Linked DNA regions of Homo sapiens: region 2 is linked to region 1. Evidence: read pairs that join two places in POLR2A ChIA-PET (ENCODE). Cell type or tissue: Caco-2. All regions are shown on one strand. Links, peaks and the distances in the headings refer to the core of each region. The heading gives the core; the rest is flanking DNA.

Region 1 (7,336 bases), core at 2,223-4,722:
CCTGTCTGAGGAGCAGAGAGAAAAATTTGAAGAGAAATGAACATACCCTAAGGGACTTATGAGAAGACATCAAGCTTACCAACATATGCATTGTGGTAATCCTAGAAGGAGAGAGAGAAAGGGACAGAAAAAATAGTCAGAGAAATAATGGCCGAAAAGTATTTTATGGTTTTAGCTTTTATATTTAACTCTTTAATTTATTTTGAGTTCATTTTTGTGTATGGTATGAGGCAGGGGTCCAACTTTACTTTTCTGCATGTGTCTCTCCAGTTTTCCCAGCATCATTTATTGAAGAGATGATTCTTTCCTCATTGAATGGACTTTGAAAATCACTAGGCTGTAGATGTTTGGATTTATTTCTGGACTCTAGGTTCTATTCCATTGATCTTTATATCTGTCCGTATGCCGGTAACACAATGTTTTGATTACTGTACCTCTGTAGTAAGTTTTGAATTCAGGAAATATGCATCTTCCAACTTTGTTCTTCTTTCTCAGGATTATATTGCCTACTCAAGGTCCCTTGCAATTTCCATATGAATTTGAGGATGGACTTTTCCATTTCTGCAGAAAAGGTGGTCATTGGAATTTTGATAGGGATTGTGCCGGATCTGTGGATTTTTTTGGAAAATATTGATACCTTCACAGTATTAAGACTTCCAGTCCATGAACATGGGGACATCTTTATATTTATTTAGACCATCTTTAATATCTTTCAGCAATATTTTACAGTTTTTAAATGTAAAAATCTTTTACCTCCTCAGTTAAATTTATTCATAGGTATTTTATTCTTCTAGATGGAAATGGAATTGTCTTCTTAATTTCCTTTTTGAATTATTCATTGCTGGTATGTAGAAACACTGTTTTTTGTGTGTTAACCTTGTAAGCTGCAAATTTGCTGGATTTGTTTAACTCATAGTTTTCATGTGAATTCTATGGGGTTTTCTATATATAGGATCATGTCATCTGTGAATAAACATAGTTTACTTCGTCCTTTCCAATTTCAATGCCTTTTTTTTTTTTTATTCTTTCTAGACAAGAAACTTCTAGTACAGTGTTGAACAGCAGTGGTGAAAGCCGGCATCCTTGTCTTGTTCTTGATCTCAATGGGGAATGCTTTCAGTCTTTTACTATTGAGTATTATGTTAGCTGTTGGTTTTTTATAAATGCCCTTTATCATGTTGAGGAAGTTCCCTTCTAACGTTAGCTTTCTGAGTGCTTTTATTGTGAAAAGATTTTATATTTCATCAAATGCCTTTTCTGCATTGAGATGATTGTGTGTTTTCTTTTTTTTTTTTTTTTCATTTTCTACAAATGTGGGGCATTTAAACATTTTTATATTATAAAATACCTTTTTAAAGTTGAACCACCTAGGGTAAATCCCACTTAACAAAGCAATGCCAGCCACTTTTACAGCTTGGATGAGTTCTGAGTTAGGCAAAACAAAGATGAAAGCCTTGCACCAGTTCTTCCTATAGCCCCAGACAGGTGAAAATTAGACAAAATAATTTGTGATTAAGGTCTGCTCTGCTCCCTCTGGAACTAGGTACCAGGGTGTCCCACGCTGGGAATGCAGGCTGATGTCTCCAAGACTTATTTTGTGCTGGAGAGGGGGATGGGACTAGGGTAAGTAATGCCACAAAGCTTTCCTATATTTTAATTGCCTTTTTCTTGATTCAGCGTTTACTTGGGTGCTGTAAACCTTTGACTGTTTTCGAGACTTTTAACAAAGTTGGTTCTGATAGTTTCTGCTTGTTTTTCAGTGTTTCTATGGGGAGCTTGGAGCTGCCTACTCTGGCATTTTGCTGATGTCACTTTCTTCATTCTTTATGGTTTTAAAAAATTTTACCCTTTTTAAAACCTTTTATTTACTCTAAGGCATTATTTGTTATATTTAATCACTCTTGTGAGCCTTCTAATTTGTATTCATTTCTAAAATGAATTTTTCCTTTTACTTCTATTCTTTTGAGTTATTTCACCTTTTCTTGAGTTGTATAATTGTGATTTATTTTGCTCTTTCATGTCTTGAATTATTTTTCTAATGTCTTTTAGCTTGTTTTGAAATAGAAGTTTACAGTTTTGATCTCTTCCCAAGGTCTGTTTTTCATTATCTGTAAAGATACTATTCTGCTCCTTATTCTCTTTTTTCTTAAAATAACTGTATGGATGTGACCTTGATACATTTCTGTTGCTAATTTTTATATGAAATTGGTTTTCCTGAACTTTAAAAAGGGGTCATGGTTCAGGATAACTTTTCTAATTCACAGAGCTCCCTCTTCTGTTGTTTTTGTAAAATGTTTAAAAATATGGTGGCTTCCTTTCCCCTTCTCAACTTTTATCTGAACCTTTTCTTTCCTTGTCTCTATTGTCCCTGTTCTGCTTAATTTTGGTTCCACTCCCAGCAGTTTTCCCTCAGTTTGGAGCCCATTCCTGGAAGGTAGCTTTGGTTGGTAGGTTGGTTTTAAGAATTTATATGGCTCAGACTGTTCCAGCCTTTTTAGGAACTTACCCTGCACTCACTTGTTATTGGATTGAGCCACACCATTCCCATTTCCAGCTTTTCTTCAGTTGGCCTCCATACTGTCCAGTGAACACCTAATAGCTATTTTGGTGTTGTCCTCAAGTCCCCCAAATGCCCCCTTTGTTTCCTTACGTATCCTTCTGCACAGATGCTGATTCCATGCAGGTCTTGTGGCTTTTGGTGGTCTTCCCCACTCTTATTTTGGGGTTTGTGTGGGTACTGTGTCACCTACTTTTGTTACAAATGTTTCCCATGGGATTTTGGTTTTGCTATCTTAGTCACTCTGATTTTAGGTGGTGATTCAAGGAGATTAAAAATTTTTGTTGCAGTATCTGCTATCTACCTCGAATCTATTCTGCATTCATATCTTAAGAACTCCCCTATATGGACTTAGAGTTTGTGGCCCCTGGCCTGTGGTGTGTCTACTATATTTGTGCTTTGTTCTGAAGCTTTACTTCAAATGTTATTCATCTGTTGGTGTTTGGATATTGCAAAACCTATCAATGTAGAAAGAGTTAAAAAGAATCAGTGTATCATTATAATGGAAATGAAAATATTTACAGATTGTAGCAAAGTTGAAAGTGATGCAAAATGTATGTATTTATGGAATGAATTCATCTATAGCAGGAACTTTCTGAAGGTCAAAGAGCAAATTGTGCAACCTGTGAAGTGCTGTTCCTGTGTCATTGAAGTTAATCAGCAAGAGACAAGGAAAAGTGACTGATGAGACAGGGGTAAACCTTTCAATTCAAGGATCACCATCAATGCCTGATTGTTGGGAACTTAAAGTTTATTCAGGGAAAGCAAGGAGTTGATCAAAGAATTAAAACCTTAAAACAATGAAAGTGCTGCTGTTGAACTTTCACCTTAAGCCACACAGGGTTTTTAAATTCAGAGCTCCTTACTCACCTGCTCAACATCAAAGTGAATGTCTGGTGGCTAATGCAAATACTACAGCTGCTAGGACATTCCTTAGGCTACTGGGAAAGAAAGATAGTTAAGACTTCAACAGATTCTTTATTTCTTTTTTAATGTGGTCAAAACTCCTTTTAAGAGGAGGGAATAAAAGCCTGATAGAAGAAGGTTATCAGCATAGAGGAGAAGGATATTTCTGGTTTGAATTTGACAAAGGATCAAGTAATATATCTACTTGCTGGAAATGTACCCAGGGACTATAAGCATACTCCCTTTCTAGGCCCTTGCAAACAGTTTAACATTTATTTATTTATGAGACAGAGTCTCACTCTATTGCCCAGGCTGAAGTGTGCAGTGGCACGATCTTAGCTCACAGCAACCTCTGCCCCCCAGATTCAAGCAATTCTCCTGTCTCAGCCCCTCACTGCCGCCGAGTAGCTGGGATAACAGGCGTGCACCACCATGCCCAGCTAATTTTTTGTGTTTTTAGTAGAGATGGGGTTTCACCATGTTGGCCAGGGTGGTCTCAAACTCCTGACCTCAGGTGATCCACCCGCTTTGGCCTCCCAGAGTGCTGGGATTACAAACGTAGGCCATCATGCCCAGCCTAGTTTAACATTTTTATACCTTAGAAACCTAACCTGATAGTAAACAGAATAACTTCTATACATAATGTAGACTGATTAATGGTAAATTGTTTTACAGGAGGTACAGAATCTTTTTTTTAATATGTCAATCTTTCAAAACAGCCAAGGGCAAAAGGTTAAATTATATAAATGAAAATATTTCTGTAGAGAACTAAACTAATGTGCTGTAGCTGTATACAAGTACAGAGGGTTAGGGGGATGAATAGAAGTTAGTGTAACTGAAAAGGATGCAGAAGGAAAAGAGTGGGAGTGATTGAGTTGTGAGGGAACCAGGACCAGATCCTGTAGGGCTACAATGGTAAGGACTTCGGATTTTATTCTAAGGTGTTTGAAAGCCATTAGCAGGTTGAAAGCAGAAGAAGAACGAGCAACTAATATAAATTATATGTTCAAGCTAAACGGAGGCCAAAGGTACCATGGTATGCTTTGGACGGTAATATAGACATGTCAGAATGAAAAGAACCTGGGTTGATATTGATGTAAGAAAAAAAATTTTTTTTGAGACAGGAGTTCATGCTGTTGCTCAGGCTGGAGTATAGTGGCATGATTATGGCTCACTGCAGCCGCAACCTCCCAGGGCTCAAGCCATCCTCCCAGCTCAACCTCCCGAGTAGTTGGGACTACAGGCCTGCACCACCATGCCCAGCTGATTTTTTGTATTTTTTTGTAGGGATGGGGTCTCACTTTGTTGCCCAGGCTGGTCTTGAACTCCTGGGCTCAAGTGATTCTCCCACCTTGGCCTCCCGAAGTGCTGAGATTACAGACATGAGCCACTGTGTCTGGGCCCTGATGTAAAACCTTTTAAATTTGAAAATATGTTGTGGTTTTAGAGTTATATAGAAGCTACAAACATGAGGTGTTGATATACATACATATATATGTTGTATATATATGTACATATATTTCTTTTTGTTTTTCAACAGTGTTGTTAAACAGTAATAAACCTTTTTTCATGTATTCTTTATTTTTATTCTGTTCCATTTTATGTTTTTTTAAAAAATGCTAGTTGCAACTCACTAAATTGGCTTAGTAACCCACTAATGTATCAGAACTTGAAGTTTGAAAACCACTGTAAATATCATATAATCCCCTTATTTAACTTGCCCAGGCACATATTACTAAAAATAACCTGACCAGAATCCAGACATTACCACATTTCCCAAGAATATATTTATTAAAAAAAAAACTCTCTTATACAATGTAACATTAAGTTCCAGTGTAGAAAAAATTTTGAGGGTAAATATTCCTACTTGAAAGTATTGTCTGTCCTTATCTCCCTGGGTGAAATGTTAAGTCCTGTAAGTTTCAAATGTATTTAAAATATCAACACAATTTTCTAATTAATCGTCTGTAATTAGATATACAAACTGCTAATCAAAGTAACAGTTGGTCTATTTTGAATTATAAACAGAGAATAAGTCATTTATAGACAGCCTAGTGGCCTTTATATTGTCAGCTACCAATTAATGAAATGAAATGTAATTTGAACATTTTCTGCAGATTGCTTCTTAGTCTTTAGTTGTATTTAATTTTGGAAGAGAGCTGTGGGAGGGGTGAAGGATAAATGAAACATAAAGTCTGTGTCCCCTGTGAAGTAATGAGGAAAAATGGCCCTTTTAATTTTCTTATTTGAACTCTTGCTTCTGTGTTCCCCAGTTCTGTGACTTTTGAAAGATACTTAATATACCTGCATCTCACTTTTTTCCTTTATAAATGAAAGTAGTAATATCTTTTTTTGTTTGTTTGTTTGTTTTTGAGATGGAGTCTCGCTCTGTTGTCCAGGCTGGAGTGCAGGGGCACGATCTTGGCTCACTGCAACCTCTGCCTCCCGGGTTCAGGTGATTCTCCTGCCTCAGCCTCCCAAGTAGCTGGGATTACAGGCACGTGCCACCACACCACCATACACCACCATGTTGGCGAGGCTGGTCTCGAACCTCTGACCTCAAGTGATCTGCCCGCCTCAGCCTCCCAAAGTTCTGGGATTACAGGCGTGAGCCACCACACCTGGCCTAAAATAGTAATATCTTTATCATAGCTTTAATGTTAAATGAGGGCCTGATGGCAAAAGTATATTTTGATATATAGTGTATTAGGTGTCTTTTTACCTTTCTTCCTTAGGAAGAAATTCAGCGAAAATGTGTTACTAAAATAAGTAGGGCTGAAGAGTGTAGAAAAATCGAAAAAGAAAGGTACGTCTTTTTTTACTGGTGGTTCTCTTCCTAGTAAGTCTATTGTGTGTGATCCCAGTTGTGCTGAAATTTTTAAGGATTTGTAAGTGATAAATAGGTAGGCTTCTTGTGCCTCCTGCTATCCTTTCTGTTTTTAAAGAGGGAGGGTTACCCAAGTGATGAGAAGCAAATTTGGACAACCATCACCACTAATTTTAGAATATTTTCATCATCTCAAAAAGAAACCTTGTACCCATCCCATTCCTACCTGCCACTTCAGCCTTTTGTAAGCACTCATGTACTTTTTGTCTGTATAGCTTTGCCTATTCTGGATGTTTCATATAAAATGAATCATTATAATACATCAGTCTTTTGTGACTGACTTCTTTTACTTCACATAATGTTTTAAACGTTCATTCATGTTATAGCATGTTATCAATACTTCACCCCTTTATTGCCAAATAATATTCAGTTATATGAATGTCTACCACATTTGTTTATTCATTTATCAGTTGATGGATAGTTGGATTATTTTCCCTTTTTGGCTATTATGAATAATGCCAACATTTGTGTAGAAGTTTTTATGAGAACATGTTTTTAGTTCTCTTGGATGTATACCTAGGAGTGGAATTGCTGAGTTGTATACTAACTTTATGTTTAACATTTTGAGGACCTGACAAACTCTTTTTCCAAAGAGGTTGTACCGTTTTATGTAGCTGAATTTTAAATCACCTAGTTTTCAGATTCTAATTTCATATATATTAAAGGAGAACCTTAGCTGAAATGAGTGGTTTGAATTAATAGGGGAAAAATTCACTTGCAATAGTTGGCAAAGCTGGAAGCATTTTTTTAAAAAGTACATTTGGAATTATTACTATTAATATTTGGCCCTTTTTTGTTTTTGTTTTTTTTTGCAGTTTTATCTTCAAGACACTAAAAGTAGTAATGGTACTTTTATAAATAGCCAGAGATTGAGTCGAGGCTCTGAAGAAAGTCCACCATGTGAAATTCTTTCCGGTGACATTATCCAGTTTGGAGTAGACGTGACAGAGAATACACGGAAAGGTACGGGTATGGATCACTTTTTT
Region 2 (2,500 bases), core at 1-2,500, 57 kb after region 1:
CACAAGAGAATGGGAGAGAAGACTACAGTGGATAATAGATGCCAACAAAATTTTGGAAAATGTGAAACATACAATTGAGTAGTAAGAGATATGGGTTTCCACTTTCTCTTTTCTGAAGGCCTGCAATGGGGTAAAGGAAACTTCAGAAAACCAAGTTAAAACTGTGGCTAAGGGGCACTTAATACCTGTCAGGTAGGGCAGGAATGCATGGTTGCTAAAAACAGGATTAAAAGTTTATATAAGGAATAATTTGAACTATTTTCTTATTTTTCTTCTTCTTTTTTCTTTTCTTTCTTTTTTTTTTTTTTTTGAGACAGGATCTCTGCTGCCTAGGCTGTAGTACAGTGGCATGATCTTGGCTCACTGCAGCCACAACCTCGCAGGTATCGATCCTCCCATCTCAGCCTCCCAAGTAGTTGAGACTAAGGGCATACGTCACCACACCCAGTTAATTTTTCTATTTTTAGTAGAGACAGGGTTTTGTCATGTTGCCCAGGCTGGTTTCGAGCTCCTGGGCTCAAGCGATCTGCCTGCCTCGGTCTCCCAATGTGCTGGGATTATAGGCGTGAGCCACCACACCAGGCTGATACTTTGTATTCTTGTCCATGCAGACAGACAAGTATCTCTTTCTTTATTCAGAAAGACTGAAGGTTTGCTCTCTGGAGGCTGAAATGGAGAGTCTGTAGACTGGGGTATTTCAGATATGTCTGAGGGGGTAGGTATGAGCATCTCACTGGGGAAAAGTGGGAGAGTTAAATGAAAGTCTCTGTACTGAATCAGAATGCTCGTCAACAGGCTTATATTCCCCAGAAAGGCAGCTGCAGGGCTCTACTCCAGAGAAACCAATCAGACAAAGAGAAACACATATTGATACTGATATTTAAACTGTCCCAAAGTGTTTAAATAACTTAAATAGCAATTTGGGAGGCCAAGGTGGGCAGATTGCTTGAGCTCAGGAGTTCGAGACCAGCTTGGGCAACATGGCGAAACCACGTCTCTACAAAAAATGCAAAGAATCAGCCGGGCATGGTGGTGTGTACCTGTAGTTCCAGCTACTTGGGAGGCTGAGGTGGGAGGATGGCTTGAGCCCAGAAGGTGGAGATTGCAGTGGGCAGAGATCACGCCACTGCACTCCAGCCTGGGTGATAGAGCCAGACCTTGTCTCAAAAAAAAATAAAATAAAAAAATAAAAGTCTCCCAACAAACTGCCATTGTGTGGCCCAGTGGGTGTAATAAGCCCTGCAAATGCATGTAAGACTTTGTCAGCTTCTTATTGCCTCACCCTTGAATATGAAGAGAAAGCCAAGATCAGACTTTTGAGGAAATTCTTTCTTGACAAAGACAGAGATCAAACCAAAAAACAAACAAAAAAACACACACAGAAAAATGTGAGTAGGGAAGAAATAGGAAAAAGGTAAGAAGCAGAAATTTTTTTTTTTTTTTTTTGAAACGGAGTTTCGCTCTTGTTGCCCAGGCTGGAGTGCAATGGCACAGTCTCGGCTCACCACAACCTCCACCACCCAGGTTCAAGCAATTCTCCTGCCTCAGCCTCCTGAGTAGCTGGGATTATAGGCACCCACCACCACGCCCGGCTAAATTTGTATTTTTAGTAGAGACAAGGTTTCTCCATGTTGGTCAGTCTGGTCTCGAACTCCCGACCTCAGGTGATGCCCGCCTTGGCCTCCCAAAGTGCTGAGATTACAGGCGTGAGCCACTGCACCCAGCCAGCTTGTTTGTTGTTGTTGTTGTTTTGTTTTGTTTTGTTGTTGTTGTTTTTGTGTTTTTTTTTTTTTTGAGACAGAGTCTTGTTCTGTCGCCCAGGCTAGAGTGCAGTGGTGCGATCTCGGCTCACCACAACCTCCACCACCCGGGTTCAAGCGATTCTCCTGCGTCAGCCTACCGAGTAGCTGGGATTACAGGCACCCACCACCACGACTGGCTAAATTTGTGTTTTTAGTAGAGACAGGGTTTCTCCACGTTGGTCAGGCTGGTCTCAAACTCCCGACCTCAGGTGATCCGCCCGCCTGGGCCTCCCAAAGTGCTGGGATTACAGGCATGAGCTACCGCGCCCGGCCATCTTGTTTTTGTTGTTGTTGTTATTGTTGTTTTGCTTTTCGGTTTTTGGTTCTTTTTTTTTTTTTTTTTTTTTTTTTTTTTTGAGACAGAGTCTTGCTCTGTCGCCCAGGCTGGAGTGCAGTGGTGCGATCTTGGCTCACTGTAAACTCTGCCTCCCAGATTCAAGCGATTCTTCTGCCTCAGCCTCCTGAGTAGCTGGGATTACAGGCGTGCATCACCATGCCCAGCTAATTTTTGTATTTTTAGTAGAGACGGGGTTTCACCATGTTGGTCAGGCTGGTCTCGAACTCCTGACCTCGTGATCCACCCACCTTGGCCTCCCAAAGTGCTGGAATTACAGGCATGAGCCAATGCGCCCAAGAAGCAGAAACTTTTTTAAAGATATAATTTTTTTTTTTTTTTGAGATGGAGTCTCGCTCTGTTG

The links. ChIA-PET counts read pairs that join two places held together with the same protein. Peaks named below come from ENCODE experiments on the same cell type or tissue, not always from the same donor. Only the 100,000 strongest peaks of a DNase experiment are listed, where the experiment ranks them.
Region 2: POLR2A ChIA-PET joins it to region 1 with 5 read pairs; 2 of 35 experiments call an interaction of 5 or more read pairs at or near these places.

What each region holds. Positions count from the first base shown.
Region 1 is chr3:57,824,218-57,831,553 of GRCh38, forward strand. It overlaps SLMAP (sarcolemma associated protein), which reads left to right. Exons shown (of 25, transcript NM_001377540.1): 3 at 7,166-7,313. Among named protein-coding and RNA genes, the nearest start is that of SLMAP, 72 kb to the left of the region's middle. In Caco-2, for the core only: no CTCF peak of the experiment used is centred there; a DNase peak (open chromatin) is centred at 3,214.
Region 2 is chr3:57,883,644-57,886,143 of GRCh38, forward strand. The region is part of intron 14 of SLMAP (sarcolemma associated protein); the gene reads left to right. Among named protein-coding and RNA genes, the nearest start is that of FLNB, 120 kb to the right of the region's middle. In Caco-2, for the core only: no CTCF peak of the experiment used is centred there; no DNase peak of the experiment used is centred there.